Linked DNA regions of Homo sapiens: region 1 is linked to region 2. A link is an interaction called in ENCODE POLR2A ChIA-PET data of the cell type or tissue named here. Cell type or tissue: PC-3. All regions are shown on one strand. Links, peaks and the distances in the headings refer to the core of each region. The heading gives the core; the rest is flanking DNA.

Region 1 (9,164 bases), core at 612-8,611, 300 kb before region 2:
CAATAACTTATGTGCAAAAACTCTTAAAACTCAGTTTGCGAAGACATGCAAAGTGAAGCAATGGTGAGCTATTTTTGAGTATCAAATTGGTAAAATATTTAAAGGCAATATATAATTCAAAGATAATGATGAGGTAGATAATTTTATACCCTACTCATGATATTGCACTTTGTTATACATCATGGGGGAAAAAATTAAAATTATTCCCTGTGTGTCCTAATTGATGTTATTTAGGGATGTTCCTTAGCTTATGTGTGTTAAACCCTCTATTTCTGGATCCCATACATTTCTCACCCTTAGTATATTTACTTATTTTTCTGGGACTTAGTTTGATAACTTCCTGAGATATTCTAAGCATTCTGAGAAACTTTAGATAAAATTTGCATATTTGAAAATGTTTTTATTCTATCCTCATACTTAATAATTTGATTGGGTATAAAATTTTATATTGAAAACAATTTTTAATTAAGTATTTATAGCCAATATTCTAGTTTCTTCTATCAGTTATAGAGAGGGCTGATCTCATCTGTTATCTGCTCTTTGATTTAAATTATATATATGCACATCCATATATATATTTATATATTTTCTCTCTTTCAAATTGTTTTATCCTTTTGGTAGGATCTACTCTTTATCTCTTGTGATCTGGTTTTCACAACCTGGATTTTCCTTTTAATTTCTTGTTTTACTCTCAGCTCTTTTCTATGTGGAAAATTTTATTTTTAGGTCTGGAAATTCTCTGGTGTTATCTGTTTATCATTTTTTCTTCCCATTTTCTCCATTCTTTCTTTTAGTCATTCTCCCCTCTGATTTATTTTGTTTTGTTTCTCCTATTTGAATTTTGCTTTCTCTTTTGGGAGATTTCTTTGATATCATACCTGTAACTTATTTTTTATTGATCATTATATTTTAACTTTTGTACAACTCTTTCTGCTTTTGATAGTTTTTAAAATAATGTTGTATTTATAATCGAACAATAATTGTATTTTTATGGGGTGTGTAGTGATGTTCCAGTGCACGAATACATTGTATAATGATCAAATCGGGGTAATTACCATATCCATCACTCTAAGCATTTATCATTTCTTTGTGGAGATAAGATTTAAAATCTTCGAGGTATCTTGAGATATACACTATATTGTTATTTGCTGTAATCTCCCTACTGTGTAATGAAACAACAGAAATGTTTCTTCCTAACTATAACTTTGTATTCATTGACTAACCTATCCAGGCCCCTGCTCCCCCTACCCCTCCCCAGTCTCTTAATACCACTTTTCTACTCTCTACTTCCATGAAATCAACTTTTTCAGATTCCACATGTGAGTGAGTTCATGCAGTATTTGTCTTACTCTGCCTGGCTTATTTCACTTAACGTAATACCCTGCAGGTTCATCCATGTTGCCACAAATGAAAGGATTTCATTCTGTTTTATGGCTGAATAGTATTCCATTGCGTACATACCACATTTTCTTTATTTATCTATAGATGGCCATTTAGTTTGATTCCATATCTTGGCTGTTGTGAATAGTGCTGCAATAAACATGGGAGCACAGATATCTCTTCAGCATATTGATATCATTTTCTTTGGTGGTTTCTTCTTGATTGCATTATCTTTTGGATGCAGTTCATTCTGTACTGTCTCTGAAGATGTTAGCTATGTTTGGTTTTTTTCTTACAGTTTCCCTTCAATGCGTATATAAATCTCTATATCTTCTGCCTCATTATTCATTTATTTATTTTGATTATTTGTTTTGGTTTCTCTAGTTCATGTAAAAAAAAAGACTTCTGAAATGTCTGGAGATTCAAGACATCCTCAATTTAGTTTTTAAGTGTGAGATATTAAAAAGTTGATTGGAAGCCTTGAGTATGTGAGTGAAATTTAACAGCTAGGGAGCTTTATTGCAGAGGAGATTGAGTGGTAAGCTCTTCCTTTTACTGTGGCTGACAAATGTGAGTATCTTCAGGTCTTTTCTCTGGGGATAAACAATTTCTTAGAAGGATCCTCAGATCTCCGTCATGAAAGCAATGTGCCTTTCTGTAAAAAAGGGATCAGTGGATGAATGGTAGTCCCAGCTTTCAATATGCAGACTTTCATTTCATTTCCTTGCTTTCAGTTTCCTGTCTCAATTACAGCCTTCCACTAGTTTTGATATCTGGAGTATCTCTAGTACACTTCTATAAAAATAAATTTCTGTCTCACGCCTGTAATCCTAACACCTTGGGAGGCTGAGGTGGGCGGATCACCTAAGGTGAGGAGTTTGAGACCAGCTTGGCCAACATGGTGAAACCCCATCTCTACTAAAAATACAAAAATTAGCCAGGCATGGTCATGCACACCTGTTGTCCCAGCTACTCGGAGGCTGAGGCAGGAGAATCGCTCGAACTCCGGAGGCGGAGGTTGCGGTGACCCAAGATCGCACCACTGCACTCCAGCCTGAGTTACAGAGCCAGACTCCATCTCAAGTAAACAAACAAACAAACAAACAAACAAACAAATCTCTGTCTCCAGTGGACCACTAGAAACCTGATTGCACAGGGTTGTGATGGAAACTGGGGTCCAATTGGCTCTATATACCATCTTCAGACAGTCTTCACATTTCACCCACTGTGCCTCCCTGCTTGAACTGTGCTCTCCAGTACCCTGTCTTTAGCTGCCTTTTTGGGAGTTCTACATGTTGAATGTTCTTTTTTTTCTACTAAGTCAGTTATCATTTTACAATCTGCTTTTCATCTTCCAAAACTTCTCATATATGTGTGGGGAATCTGCCATGTTTAAACAAAGTATGGGGTATGCTTAATGTAATTTCAAAAACAATCCCTTGGAAATTGTAATATCAGAATCTAATGTCTTACAGATTCACCACTATGCTCACTACCTGGGTGACAGGATCATTCATATCACAGACTTCAGCATCATGCAATATACTCATGGAACAAATCTGCATGTCCGTCACCTGAATCTAGAATCAAAGTTGAATTTTTTTAAGAAGTCATATATTTTAAAAGTCAATTTCTGCCATTCAGAAGCTCAAGTTTAGTGTCTGCAAAGAGCTGTGGGAAAAAAAAAATTTTTACGAAATACCATTGTCTTAGTAAGAGTGTAATATATATTTATGTATATATGTGTTAGAGTGTGCATATATATCTACACACAGTTAAAATTCATACACTGATAGTAAATTTCATTGTGCAAGAAAAACAGATTATTATCTGCACTGTCAGAATTCAGGGTTATAGATTTCTCTAGCCCTTTGCATCATTACTACATAACAGAAAACTTTGTTTCTTCCTAAATGATGCTTTATTTTCAACTGTACACATCAGATTATCCTCATTTGGCTGTCCTCATTTTTCTCTGCATATTTTGAAACTTTTAGAGGGGAGCAACAACAGGAAATCTGTTTGGGGGTTTAATAAAACCACCAGGTATTTGGCATAATTGCAGCTCTGATCTGTGACTTTTTAAATCTAGGCATTGAGTTAAGAACATTAAGAAACATTGAACTATCACAGCTTAGTCATGTGCCGGCACATTATCAACAACAATGGCACATCTCTTTCCCTGTCCATTTACTTTCTGTAGTTTCTGGTTGTTCTGCCCTGAACTGTAATGTGATAAGGGGCAGTCAGAAAGTAAATGTAACTTTTAAAAATTAGATTATCAAAAACACAGATTTGTTATAGACTGGCGCATTACTTTTGGCTTTTCTGGTACTTTCTTATGAGATGAAGCCCCTGAGTAGGCAAACTTTCACTAACATTTCTGGTAGTTACTAGTAGTTAGGTATTGCTCAAGACAGAAAGAAACATTTTAGAATAAGGAAAATATTAAGCTGCAATCAAGAGAAATTCTTTTTAATCTTTGCATTTCCTGGAACAGACTGAGTCATGAGATGAATTGACAGTAAACACTTAACACTGGCACATTAGTCAGAGTTAGTCACATAAGGTGAACTAGGCAATCACAAACTAAATAAATAGATCAGAAATCCCAAAGACAAAGGGCTAAATATAGTAGAATGCTCAGAAACAGCAATAAGGATGCATGGTGTGAAGTAAGTTGAATAGGAGAGTGAATAGTTGACAATGAGATTGGAGGACTAACCAGAGATCATGTAGGCCCTGCATGGATTTTGGGATTTATTCTAATTGTTAAGGTAGTTATATGATCTAATTTCAATTTCTAAATAAATGGGCACCATGGCTGTTGTGTAGCAGACAGACTATACAGCATAAGAATGGGGACAGGGCAATTATTTTTAAAGCTAATTCAGGAATCTAAGCAAGAGACAGTTGTGGTTTAGACCAGTGTAGTAGCAATGGAGGAATTGGAGGAGGGAGAATGTTGTGTTCAGAATATGTTTTAGAGAAGGTCAATGGGATTAACTGATGGGTTGAATGTGTGATACAAGAGGAAAGGGAATTATAAATAACTTCAAATAGTTTGGGCTGAGCATGTGAACAAACAGTAGTGCCATTTTAAGTAAACTCTGGAGAACAGCTTTATGGCAAAAGAGTAAGGGAGGAGGATCAATAGTTCATTTCTGATTTGAGGGGCATTTTGTTTGTTTGTTTATTTGTTTGTTTTGTGTTTTTTGTGTTCTCTTTTTTTTTTTAATTTCAACTCTCATTTTAGATTCAAGGGTACACGTGCAGGTCTGTTACATGGGTAATTTGTGTGATGCTGGGGTTTGGGATATGAATGATCCTGTCACCCAGGTAGTGAGCTTAGTACCCAGTGAGTTGTTTTTCAACCCTTACCTCCTTTCCTTCCTCCCTTTCTCTGGTAGTCCCAAGTGTCTGTTGTTCCCATCTATATGTCCATGTATACCCAGTGTTTAGCTCCCACTTATAAACGAGAATATACAGTATTTGGTTTTCTGTTCCTGCGTTAATTCACTTAGGATAATGGCCTCCAGATGCATCCAGGTTGCTTCAAAAGACATGATCTTATTCTTTTTTATGGCTGCATAGTATTCCATGGTGTGTATGTACCAGATTTTCTTTATTCAGTTCACCATTGATGGGCACCTGGGTTGTTTCCGTGTCTTTGCTATGGTGAATAGTGCTGTGATGAACATACAAGCACATGTGTCTTTTTGGTAGAACAATTTATTTCCCTTTGGATATATACCCAGTAATGAGATTGCTGCATTAAATGCTGGTTCTGTTTTAAGTTCTTTGAGAAATCTCCAAACTGCTTTCCACAGTGGCTGAACTAATTTACATTCTCACCAACAGTGTATAAGCATTCCCTTTTCTCCACAACCTCACCAGTATCTGTTGTTTGTTGACTTTTTTTTTTTTTTTTTTGAGACAGAGTCTTGCTGTGTCACATTTGTTGACTTCTTAATAGCCATTCTGACTGGTGTGAGATGGTAACCCTTTGTGGTTTTGATTTTCATTTCTCTGGTGATTAATGATGTTGAACATTTTTTCATTTTTTCATTGTTGCCCACTTGTATGTCTTCTTTTGAGAAGTGCCTGTTCATGTCTTTTGCCAGCTTTTTAATGGAGTTATTTATGTTTTGCTGGTTGACTTGTTTAAGTTTCTTATAGATTCTGGATATTAGACTTTTGTTGGACGCATAGTTTGCAAATATTTCCTCCCATTCTGTAGGCTCTCTGTTTAAGCTGTTGGTAATTTCTTTTGCTGTGCTGAAGCTATTTAGTTTACTTAGGTCACACTTGTCAATTTTTGTTGTTGTTGCAATTGCTTTTGAGAACTTAGTCATAAGATTTAAATATAAGACCATTAAGAGTCCTAGAAGAAAACCTAGGAAACACCATTCTGGACATCAGCCTTGGGAAAGAATAGTTCTTTTTGGATATGTTGAACTTAAGACATCTTATCAGACATCCAAATGAAGATATAGATTAACTAGTTAGATATTTGACCCTGAAGTTCAAGGAGAAGAAAGAACTGAATACATAAATTGAACCTTCATGCCATAAACATGTTATAAAAAGTTGTGGAACCTGTTGAGATAAACTAAGAAATGCATACAGATAAAGAAAAAAAAGAGGTCCAATGGCTATTTTAGCATTTTATGAACAGGAAGAGTAAGAAGATCCAGCAAAAGAAGCTGAGAGGAAGAAGATCAGGAGAAGGCATGATAAGCCATGTGCAGTGAGATAGCTATGCACATGTCTATGCCTCAAGGAGAGAGGAAGCTAACAGGAAGCTGACTTATCATGGAAAAGAACTGAAGGAAGATTTCCTGGAAAGAGGAAGGATTGAGATAAATTAATCTTCAAGGTTTTAGGCTTATAAATAATTGGCAAACTATTATCCACCTCTTCTAGAATCTAAATCTTGCTCCCTTTAAGGTGTGTGCATTCTTATAGGAAATAGATGACATATATTCAAACACCTCAATTTTTAGAAATTTCAAAATTTCTAAAGCCACTTTCACATACTCATAATAACCCTGAATGACAAATGTTTGTAACTACTATTACGCAGAGTTTACAGGTAAAGGAAAATAAGGTGAACAGATCTGCCCAAAGGCAAATAGACCACTGCAAAGTGACAAAATTGGGAGTAGAACCTCTTGCCCTCTGAATCCTAGATTCTTATACTTTTCACTCCATTACCTATTGCAGTAGAAAATTTGGTACCTGTCAAAGGAGCAATTCAAACAAAGATCTGTAGGAGCTCCATGGGGGAGTGATCACTTCTTACTGGAAGGATCAGGGAAGACTTTGTGGGAGAGATAACATTTTAACTAAAACTTGAAGAAAGAATATGATTCCAGGATAAAAGTTACCTAGTCATGGTATTCCATGCTCTGGATGATTTTGTCCCAGCTTACATCTCCAGCCTTTTCTGTTGCCATCCCCTGCCACTGCCCCAGGCCATAATCAACCATACTGAGCTACTCACACTTTTACCTAATGCCAAGGTTGCTCTTGCTTCTATACCTATGGTACCTACAAGCATACTGCTACCTTAGACACAGAGGCATTTCTACCCTTAGAACCAGCTTCTCAGTCCAATATTTTCCTTACACTCCCCAAACTACTTTAGAAGCCCTTACCCCTGATTCCATGCATCTTATGCATCCTGTGCATCTCTCTCGTGTTTATATCATATTCTACATATAATTTCTTATCTGTGAACTTCAGGGGATCAGAGACTTGCCTGGCATATAACTGATCCCTAGACCCACACACTAGGATACAATGGTTACCAACCAGCACTGATCACTTTTTGACAACCTGGAGCAACTTCCTGTGTAATAGAACATATTATGTTGGTGCAAAAGTAATTGCGCGTTTTGCCATTGAAAGTAATGGCAGAAACTGCAGTTACATTTGCACCAACCTAATAGTAAATGCTGGTTTCTGCTTTATCATCATGAATGAGTATTTGTACTTTGGTTCATATTATTTTGTATTAGTCCATTTCGCCTTGCTATAAAGGAATACCCAAGGCTGGGTAATTTATAAAGAAAAGAGGTTTAATTGTTTCCAGGTTCTGCAGACTCTACAAGAAGCATAGTGCTGGCATCTGCTTCTAGTGAGGACCTCAGGAAGCTTCTGATCATCGGGGAAAACAAAGGGAGAGCAGATCAGATGTGTCACATGGCAAGAGAGGGCACAAGAGAGATGCCAGGCTCTTTTAAACAAGCGGCTCAGGTGTGAAATAATAGATTGCTAGAACTCATGCATTACCACAGGGATGGTACCACACCCTTCATGAGAGATCTGCCCCCATGGCCCAAATATAACCCACTGGGCCCCACCTCTGACAGCGGGGATTACATTTCAACCTGAGATTTGGAGGGGACAAATATACAAACCATATCATGTTCTAGGTTCCTTGAATTTAGATGTATATATCCAAATTCATATTTATTTTCTCGTTTTTATTCTTTAAAATGTAAGCTGCTAAAGTAAATATTGCCTTAACTTTATGTTGTATAAAATCTCCTATTTAGCACAATAGGCATCAAAGAATAATTCACAGGCTGTGATGATAATAATTTAGAGTTTTGTTCTTTCTTCAAAAGTAAATGTTTCCTTCAACTTTACCCTGAAAATTCAAGAGGAAAATTGAAATGATGGCTTGTGAACTTTTTGTTGCATATACATTTCATTATTGCCTTATCCCTGGAATATTATTACTAAATAATTTTGTTTCAGAATTGTACAGATATCAAGAAATATTGGGGCTTCAGGGTTTCAAATAATGCAAAAGACATATCAGACAAGCAAGACACTTGCATTTTAATATGTGTGAACTCATGCAAGAAAGAGAACAGGATTGAGAGAGCTGGATAAATGTCTTACAAAAAAGCAATAAACATACAAATCCTCCAGGAAAACTGGTGCAGTAATTCAATCACATATTGACAATGTCTATATTCCTAGATAAATGCAAAAAGACTTTCCAATTTATAAATAGCTTACCACCTTCCTTAGTCCTCTCTCCACACTGTTTAAAGTCCATGACAGGTAAACACACAAAAGCAAAGATTTACACTTTAAAGGTTTAACTGCCATTTTGCAGTCAGTATGGAGGTAATTGTACTATATTAAAAAGTGGTATCTTGTGAGAGGGAGTAGTTTAGTTGGAGTATAGATGAAGAGCTAGTCTGTGCCTCAAACATATTTTATATAATTCTGCATTGATTTTCTGCATTCCTTTTTTGCAAAGATTTTAGGATCAGAAAATATTGCGTTTCACCCTTGGCCTTGTTGGGCCCATGGCAAACTATATTTTGAAAGGCCTGAACAGTTAGAGAATTATGTTTCTAAAATTTATCTTTTTGCTGGATACTATTAGCAAATTTGACTTAAAACACATTTAATTTTGAAAATTGTATGTCATAACATTAAAATACAGTCATCTACAAGTTGTTTGAAATAACTATTTGGCATTTAATGAAAGGAAACATCCCACATTTCTGTCTCCTCTTTAATTTTATAGTAACACCCGTAAAATGCCCTTATTTCTGATTCCCTTAGGCAACTTTAGGGTTGAAAGTTTTGTACATTGACTTCAGCTTAAATGTGATTTAACATTTAATATCCACTCTCCTCTGAAACTGACGGGAGAAAACACACTTGTTTCATTTTAGCACAACTGAAAATAAAGACCAGTGATAGGCCACATCCTACTTATCTGATCTCAGAGACACCTTATAATAGAAAGTTCA
Region 2 (9,164 bases), core at 810-8,809:
AGCCATGGTGTTGGTCCATTTTCTTCAAGGGCAGTTTGGACCAAAAGACTCTGATGACTGAAAGATACAGATTCAAGTCCTGGTTCTACCACTTACCAAAAACAGTGTAATTTGAGGCAAATTGCAGTCTCTATAAACTCCGCTTCTGTAACCCTAAACAGGATTATGACTAAAGGTATGTAAAAGCATCTAGGGCACAAGAGTACTTAATAAATGCCAATAAGTAAAACTTTGGCCATGTCATGTAACAAGAGACAGTAACATTTTGAAGCTCTTTATATTTTTTCCTTATTTTAAATTGCAAGAATATAGTATTAAAAATAATATACCTCTTTTATAACATTTTTCTTTAAAAAATTTTCCTTTTTGATAGAAGCTTACTGGAGGGTGTATAGTAGCAACTGATTTTGGGGTATCTTCTAGATATTTCACTCTTCTGCATCTTATAATTGCATCTTTAGGAGGGAGAACCTAGGACAAATGACACAGAAAGCATTAAAAGGATAGGAATTATTTTTCCGCAAACCTAGTTTCCCCAAATCATCAGAGACTGAAGGTCTGAGTTCCTCACTTACTAAAATACAGATTTTAAAGGCTCAAATGGAATCTGAAATGGACTCTCCTTATTTGAACTAAGGCTATAATTTGGGGTGTCCTACAACCTGGTTTGGGGAGTCAAGTATTTTATTAGAGACTATTTTCAAACCACGGATTCAAATATTACTTTTTAAAAAGAGCTTTATTGATATATAATTCAAATAACCATAAATTCATCCATTTAAAGTGTATAATTAATGGCTTTTTGCATATTTGCAGATATGTGCAACAATCAACACAGACAATTTTAGAACATTTTTGTCACCTTAAAAAGAAACTCAGTATTCTTTTCACAATCACCCTGCTATCCCCTCCCCCAAACCCTAAGCAAGCACCTATCTACTTTTTGTCTTATAAATGTCCCTATTCTGTATTTTCATGTGAATAGAATCATACAACATGTAGTTTCTCTCACTTAGCATAATGTTTTCAAGGTTTACCCATTTTGCAGCAGGTACCAATACTTCATTCCTTTTAATGGCCAAATAATAGTACATTGTATGTTGTTTAACTGGTTGTCAGTTCATGGACATTTGGATTGTTTTCCTCTTTTGTCTATTATGAAAAATGCTGCTATAGGCATTCATGTACAAGTTTTTGCAGAAACATATATTTTCTTTTCTTTCTTTCTTTTTTTTTTTTTTTTGTTTTTTTTGAGATGGAGTCTTGCTCTGTTACCCAGGCTGGAGTGCAGTGGTCTATCTCAGCTCACTGCAACCTTTGCCTCCTGGGTTTAAGCGATCCTCCTACCTCACCTTCCTGAGTAGCTGGAATTACAGGTGCACACCACCATGCCTGGCTAATTTTTCTGTGTTTTTAGTAGAGACAGGGTTTCACCATGTTGGCCAGGTGGGTCTCAAACTCCTGATCTCAAATGATCTGCCCATCTCGGCCCCCCAAAGTGTATACTTTGGAGCGGAATTGCTGATCATATGGTAATTGTTTAATCACATGAGGAATTGCCTTGCTATTTTCCAAAAGAGTTGCACCATTCACATTCCTACCAGCAAGAATAAAGGTTCTGATTTCTCCCTGTCTTTGCCAATGCTTATTGTTATCTAACTTTTTGTTTCTAGCCATCCTAATGAGTTTGAAGTGGCATCTTGTGGTTTTGATTTGCATTTCTCTGATGACTCGTGATGCTGAACATCTTTTCCTGTTCTTGTTGACCATATCTTAATCTTAACCATTATTGTAAGGTAACATCTAAGTGAGTAGACTTTAGAATCAAATAACTAACTGCAATACCTTATTAGCAAATATACATGAAAGGTGAAGTTTATCAATACTGCCCAAAGTTCTGAACACCGAGCTGTGGATGAGAGTAAATGAATATGTGAGTAAACTTGTGTGAAAGCAATAGTATAGGACACTTCCCTACTGAACTCACTATCGGCTTTGCCAGTCAAAAGACTTTTGTGGCAAGGAAAAGGGATGTATACTTCTCTTCTCATCTCAGAAAATCAGATCTAGTTGAAGCCATCGATGCAAAATGTTCTCTTACGCATAAGAAAACTGAGGACTAGGGAATTAAAGTGACCTGCTTCAACCGTTTAATGACAGAACCCATGTCCCTGGCCCTGACCTGTCAACCCTTTGACACCATTTCCTCTCTCCTGCTCCATTCCCCACGGGCTCTAATTCTACTTCTCATCCGTTCTTGTAAGCCCCCTGGAACCCTGTAGGCCCCAGATTTTATAATAGTCCCCATGTGATGTCTTTGCGTTAGCCTGCTGTCCAAAATACCTGTGATTACTTTGTGTGCTTAGATGTGTGTCTTAGTTTCAAAATATTTTGTTTTTCAAAATGTCATGAGCTCAGCGTGATACATTCGAAGTTAATTACCTGAGCAGAATCATAAGGATATAGATTTGAATGGTTCCACACAGACCATCTTCAAACTCTTCTCCAAAAGCAGGCAGCCTCCTGCAACTGCCTCTGACAGATGGCGACCCAGCCTTATCTGGAACACTTTCTCAAGAGCTTGTAACTTTCAGATGTAGTAGAACTCTAATTGTTACTAAGTCCTCTTCTATACTGAGCAAAGTCTGCCTCCCTAACCTTCCCCATTGGTCCTAGTTCTGTCTTACAGAGCAACATCCAATAGAAACGTAAGTTCCTTCCTCTTCTAAAGTTCAGATCTTCTACTATTTGCAATCATCAAATAGCTTCCCTTCCCCAAGGTTTCTCTTCTTCTGATAGGTCTACTCTTGAAGGTCTTTAGAGATTCTTCATACTTGCCTATATTCCTCTTTCTTAGTTTGCTTGCCAGAATGCAAGCTCCCTCAAAGCAGAGACTTTATTTACCTTACTTAACACAACACTATTGCATCCCCAGCACCTAAAAAATGGGCAAGCGCTTAGAGTGCAATAAATGGTTTTTGAAGAAATATATGTTGAGTGATTGAATCCCAGTTGCCCTCCAAGAATGTGCAGTAATTTATGATATCTTGTATCCAGAATCATATCATATTCTCCAGAGAATGTTTGACTAGTGTTAAGTAGAAGGAGATTTCTCCCCTTTGTAGAAGCTTAGATAACTAATTTCATAACCTCATGCCTCTGTGCATATAACTCTATAAACTAGTAATGAGGAACTTCCTTGCTTTTCAGGGCTATAATGAACCACTGCAAGAGAATTTTATAAATATAAATGCGCGCTGATGACAATCGAACTGATAACCCTTTATAGTTCATGTTACCATTTCATGCACACTTTTTCAAGTATACTGTGATGACTTAAACGAAAGTAAATGTCCATCTGGCTTAAAGAATTTTAAGACATTCTAATGATGTCAAGATATCTGGCTGAACAATATGAAATCTAGGGCAATAGACATCTCCATTCTGTCTTGGAAAATGAATACCACGGTCCTTTGGTATTCATGGAGAATTGGTTCCAGGACCCATGAAGACACTGAAATCTGCAGATGCTCAAGTTCTTTAGTTGGCTCTTATTATTCACCAATTTTGGTTCAGAACCTGAAGATACAGGGGGCCAACTGTATCCTGAAGAAGGCTTGTATGGGAAAGACAAAGCCCCTATATTTTATAATTCCATTCAAGTTTCACCCCTACGAAAATCATAATGGACAATGAGTTTAATGTCCTTGAAATACCTGCTGAATTATAATCTTCTACTGGTGAATTGGTTTCTCTCTTTAAATCTTAATGATGTTCGGATGTATTAGGCTGTTCTTACATTGTTATAAAGAAATACCTGAGACTGGGTAATTTATAAAGAAAAGAGATTTAATTGGCTCACAGTTCTGCAGGCTTGAAAGGAAACAGTGCTGGCATTAGTTCAGCTTCTGGCAAAGCCTCAGGGAGCTTGCAATCAAAATGGAAGGTGAAGCAATAGCAGGTACTTTACATGGCAAAAGGAGGAACAAGTGAGAGAGAGAGTGCAGGGGGAGATGCCACACACTTTCAAATGACCAGATTGTCAGAACTCACTATCTTCAAGATCCAGAGTTCTGGATCACAAAGACACCACCAAGCCATGAGGGACCTGCTCCCATGATCCAAACATCTCCCACAAGGCCTCACCTCCAGCACTGAGGATTATAATTCAACGTGAGATATAAAGGGGACAAATATCCAAAAAATATCACTGGGAATGAGGTTATGATGCTGGGGTCTACAAGGAGAATGCAGGATATAGGAAAAGTCCCTATCAAATAGGACGAATGAGTAAAATAAAAGCCCAATATTTCCAGCAGTGAGGCATAGCAGGAAGAAAAGAAGCAAAGGTAGAGAGTGCAAGTGCATCTAGATATGCAGACAACTCTCCTTCTCTGCCCCCTTCCTGTCATGGAGTCATATCCCAAGAGGGGATGATAACTTAAAACTTACAGTCATCGGGGAACTCAGGAATGCTGGGACAAGTGCCAGCATGCTATTTGAGACTCCAGGTCCCTAGGACATCCTCAGCCTTTGGAACCAAGCCAATTCCCCATGGTGCAGGATCAGTAGCACAGAGGCAGCCCTGGGAAGAGGCCAGATGGATGAACCAGAGGCTGAAGTGAGACTGGTTAAAGCAGAGGTGACTGATATCTTGCTAACTGGCAACTTGAAGTATTCAGGAGAGAGGGGGCTCATAAAGGAGACTCAGATCAATTACAGAACACAAAGACACACATTGTCCCAGCATGCTAGTGTGGTTTGAGTATATTCGTGACCCCACTACTAATCTACAGGGAGTGGCACATGGGGAAACCCATGTCGGAAGAGATGGGAGAAATCAACCTGTCACTGCAACTCCTACCCTGCACCAGGAGATCTGAGTCCTGAGAGTTCTCCCAACCTGTCTGTGTGACTCTCCCACACTGTAATATTCTACTCTGTATCTCCATGCTTAGGTCTTTCTCCCTTATCAGAATGAATCCAATAAATTGTAACAATGCCCTGAACAAGAGAGGTTTTTTTGTTTGTTTGTGTTTGGTTTTGTTTTTGTTTTTGTTTGAGACAGAGCCTCACTCTGTTGCCCAGGCTGGAGTGCAGTGGTGTGATTAGCTTACTGCAACTTCTGCAGGGTTCAAGCAATTCTCCTGCCTCAGCATCCCAAGTAGCTGAGATTACAGGCGCCTGCCACCACACCTGGATCTTTTTTTTTTTTTTTTTTTTTTGAGATGGAGCTTTGCTTTTGTTGCCCCCACTGGAGTGCAGTGGCACGATCTTGGCTCACTGCAACCTCTGCCTCCTGGGTTAAAGCAATTCTCCTGCCTCAGCCTCCTGAGCAGCTGGGATTACAGGCGTCCACTGCCATACCCAGTTAATTCTTGCTATTTTTTTTTTTAAGTAGAGATGGGGTTTCACCTTGTAAGTCAGGCTGGTCTTGAACTCCTGACCTCAGGTAATCCACCCGTCTCAGCCTCCCAAAGTTCTGGGATTACAGGTGTGAACCACCACACCCAGCCAATTTTTTGTATTTTTAATAGAGACAGGGTTTCGCCATGTTGGTCAGGCTGGTCTCGAACTCTTGACCTGAGGTGATCTACCTGCCTCGGCCTCCCAAAGTGCTGGGATTACAGGCATAAGCCACAGCACTGGGCTAACAAGAGAGGTCTTAAATGTCACCTGGGTGGGAGGGAGGGAGGGAAGCATTCTGGGATCAAGGGGATACAGGGTTCTACCAGGGCAGCAGATAGAGAGATGCAGGGAAGAGGTTTGCGACAGCACTTGTTCACTCTAATGCCTTATCATTCCCTGCCTCTTAAATGAAAATCCCACAACTGCTCTCTCAGTTCTCAGTGAAACCACACTACTTGGTTTGGTGTTGAGTTTGTGGTTATAATTTTGGACGAGAAAGCACTAAGCTGTCTGACTAAACAGTTTTCATCATTTTCTTCAGTATTTACAAGGTTGTGCGTGCAGATACTGAATAAACAGACACAGGAGTGAGTGTCTAAGAGAAAAGTACATATTGCAATTGTTTGTTTTGGAAAAGTAATTTCCTCTATCAGTTCATTTTCATCAATTTTATCAATTCACTTAAGTTGCCTAATCCAAATGATACGCCACATATTGAAGCAGAAATGGAAGGGTTGGGTGTTTCGAATCTCTTTTAGTCCTCCGTATTCCTGCACTAAAAATCCCAGGCATTGCCAGCTACAGACTTGACTCCATTTTCATAGCTCTCAGTTTGGGATTCACGAGCCTATTGTGTTACTGAGCTGCATGGAGAGGAAAAAGCCATGTTCATCCCTTCAAGCTGTCTGTAATCATTATGTGATGCGATGTCTCACCCAGGTTCTGTGACAATATGTTGCACAGGAGTTCCTAACAGGAAAACAAGGGAAGCTTTCCTGTATGCTGCTAGAATTGGTGAATATTCCCAATATTTTTTAAAAAGCAAGGTCTAATCAGAAAATATATGATTCCCTTTCTTGACAGATTGATACCCAAAGCAGATTTCACAGATATACTAATTTTAACAAATCCATCTTTGGAAATTTTTTATTTACAGAACTCATCGCAGCCTCCTCTTAATGTAATGAGATTTCATAATGAAGTCCAAATACAATCTGGTAGAGGAAAAGGGCATGTAACACTGATTCTAATAAGCCTGACTAAAATCAATAATGTTGTTAGTTTCCCTGAAACCAGCCTGCATTGGCTCACGGAACTATGTTCTGCCTAGAGAACAGTATTAGTGGTTTATGTTATATTGGGTAGATTTCTTCCATAGGAGGAAAAAAGATAGAAACTTAAAGAAATTAAGAAATGTTTTAAAATGTGTCTTTAGGCTTCAAATGACCACAAATTTGTTGGCTTCTCTCTTTTAATCCATGCTTGCTTTCTGTGGAAATTGCTTGATGACATCCTTGGTACCTGCTGGTTTCTCTGTGCCTATTTCTGTATCGTCCTTACTGCTGTCTCCTTTCCCACTTTCGAGGTCTCACGAGTAGGAGGTTGCTTACAAGTGTGTTTTGAGGAGGGTGTACAAAGAGAGCCCTGTATCTAGAAATCACTGTTAGAGACCAAAATCTCAGCAATACAGACATTCTTTCACATGAAGGCATTGTCTGGTTAAAATGCTAACACCCATGGTAGAGTTGGTGGAATTTAAAATGAAACAGTTAAATTTTGATTGTGGAAAGTAAAGAAAAAGGCCTGGAGGTCCACCCATCACTCAAGAAATGTTTGGCAGAGGGTTCTAAACATCCGGCGAAGGTTTACAGGCAGGAGGGCAGTTTCATGGGCACAGGAGAAAAGTGCAGAGAGAGGAGAATGGGAGAGGGGGAGTGAGAATTTGATTCATCTTGATAACAGTATTGAGTGTTGTCTATCTATGAAGCAATTGTCCAGTGCTTTGCATTTATTAACTCACTAAACCTTCAAATAGCTCTATGGGGTAGATACTATCATTGTCCTTACTCTACAAATGAAGCATCAAAGACCACAGTCATGTCTGTGGTTAAGAGGAACTGTGGTTGGCGATCCTCTAGGTTCTATCTCTAGCCTTCCCCTCTGTATGGAATTTCTTGCCTTCATGGCTCATCTACTCTTCTGGTGTTAATAGCCACCTCTGTGTTGTTGACTTCCAAATCGGCACCTCTCTTTCTAATCCAAGCTTCAGAGGCTGTGCAGAAACAGTAACAAAACAGAAAATTCTTGCTGTCAAGTCCAATGACCCCCTACTCCTGGTAAGATTTATAGGCAAGTAAAATCAGGTTTATTAATTAAGTCACAAAGAGGGCTGTGTTGCCTGAGGGGGGCTCTGTGTTGGGCATAATGAGTACATATACTGGTTGATTCTTTGTTTGAAAATATCCCTCAAACTTTATGTCTTAGTTAAATCTACCTAAATAGAAATCCTCCTTTGCCCCTCAAGACTGACTCTCTGAATCGCTCTCCCACTGCATAGAGTTCATAGCCCTAAGCAATTGCCCTAATTTTCCAGGCCCTAGGTTTGCCTCAATTCCATTCTCACCAGGTGGTGCAGCAGGCAGGTATCTGAGAAACCCCATGTTCATAAAATTTGAGTAGAGCTTCTTGTGACCGGTTCATCTGCCAAGGGCCAGCCCACATCTTATGTCTATTTGTGCACTGGACTTCCCATAGAGCTTATTTATCTGATGCATATAATGCACCTTAAAATTGTTAGTTAGCAAATTGTTCACATGTACTTGACATGTTTCTCCAAATACACTGTAAGTACATGGACAAAAAGCACTACATCTTGTATACTTTGAAGCAGCTAGAATGGAGTAGTACTGTGGAGGTGCTCAAAAAGGGTAGATGAATTGGCTGATTACAGAGGGGGTCCAGGATCCTGAAACAATAGAATGAGTCCACTGATTCTGATTTTCTCCATCTGTGTGGATGTTAGCAGAGAGTTAAACAGATCAGAAAAAGCTGTCTGGGTTCTGGACATTGTCCTGAACCAGAACAGTGGAGTCTGGTTCAAATGCAATTAAACTTAACACAGGAAAATGCCAGAGAGAGAACAAAGCCAAACAGCCCAAGGTAGCTCCATTTTAATTTCATTTTTAAGCCTAAAATCAAATCAGTGGATGCTGAGTGCCTATTGTGTACAAAGAAGCCTGTGCAAATCGGCAGATACCTGAGAGAGCTGCCTTCTCTTAACCCAAACACCTTTCACGGCAGAGCACCGTACTTGGAGACAGAACAAGGGGCACCATATTCCATACATGCCTCAAAATCCAGGAACAAATTATTTAAAGTCTCTGAGCCTCATGGAATTTTTGATTTGTTTGTTCATTTGTTTTATGATGTGCTTGCATCTGAGTGGCAGGAAAGACTAGAGCCATCTTGCTTCTATGTGGAGCCAGAGAATTAAACCAACCCTGGAACTCAGAGGTGGTGCAGTTCAATTTGACACACAAGACTTCTTTGGTCTTTGCTATCTTCAAGAGCCTGTGCTAGAACCTGTGTTATGTGACAACGTGACTGCGACCCCCGAAGAGCAGCAGCCAACTTATGACTATGAACACCCAAGCTGAGGATGAATCAGTGCCCTATGAGGACAGCAGAGCAGAAATATGACAGCTAGTGCTTAGTACTGAGGACATCATTGTGCCCTGGACTGCCTATGTTAAGCT

What was found. ChIA-PET counts read pairs that join two places held together with the same protein. Peaks named below come from ENCODE experiments on the same cell type or tissue, not always from the same donor. Only the 100,000 strongest peaks of a DNase experiment are listed, where the experiment ranks them.
Region 1: POLR2A ChIA-PET joins it to region 2 with 6 read pairs; 1 of 35 experiments calls an interaction of 5 or more read pairs at or near these places.

Annotation. Positions count from the first base shown.
Region 1 is chr1:97,272,826-97,281,989 of GRCh38, reverse strand. All of the region lies in intron 18 of DPYD (dihydropyrimidine dehydrogenase), which reads left to right. The region is part of intron 2 of DPYD-AS1 (DPYD antisense RNA 1); the gene reads right to left. Among named protein-coding and RNA genes, the nearest start is that of DPYD-AS1, 180 kb to the right of the region's middle. In PC-3, for the core only: no CTCF peak of the experiment used is centred there; a DNase peak (open chromatin) is centred at 3,919; H3K4me3 peaks cover 699 bases; H3K27ac peaks cover 2,282 bases.
Region 2 is chr1:96,969,161-96,978,324 of GRCh38, reverse strand. No RefSeq gene overlaps it. Among named protein-coding and RNA genes, the nearest start is that of DPYD-AS1, 120 kb to the left of the region's middle. In PC-3, for the core only: no CTCF peak of the experiment used is centred there; DNase peaks (open chromatin) are centred at 4,534 and 5,894; H3K4me3 peaks cover 566 bases; H3K27ac peaks cover 1,854 bases.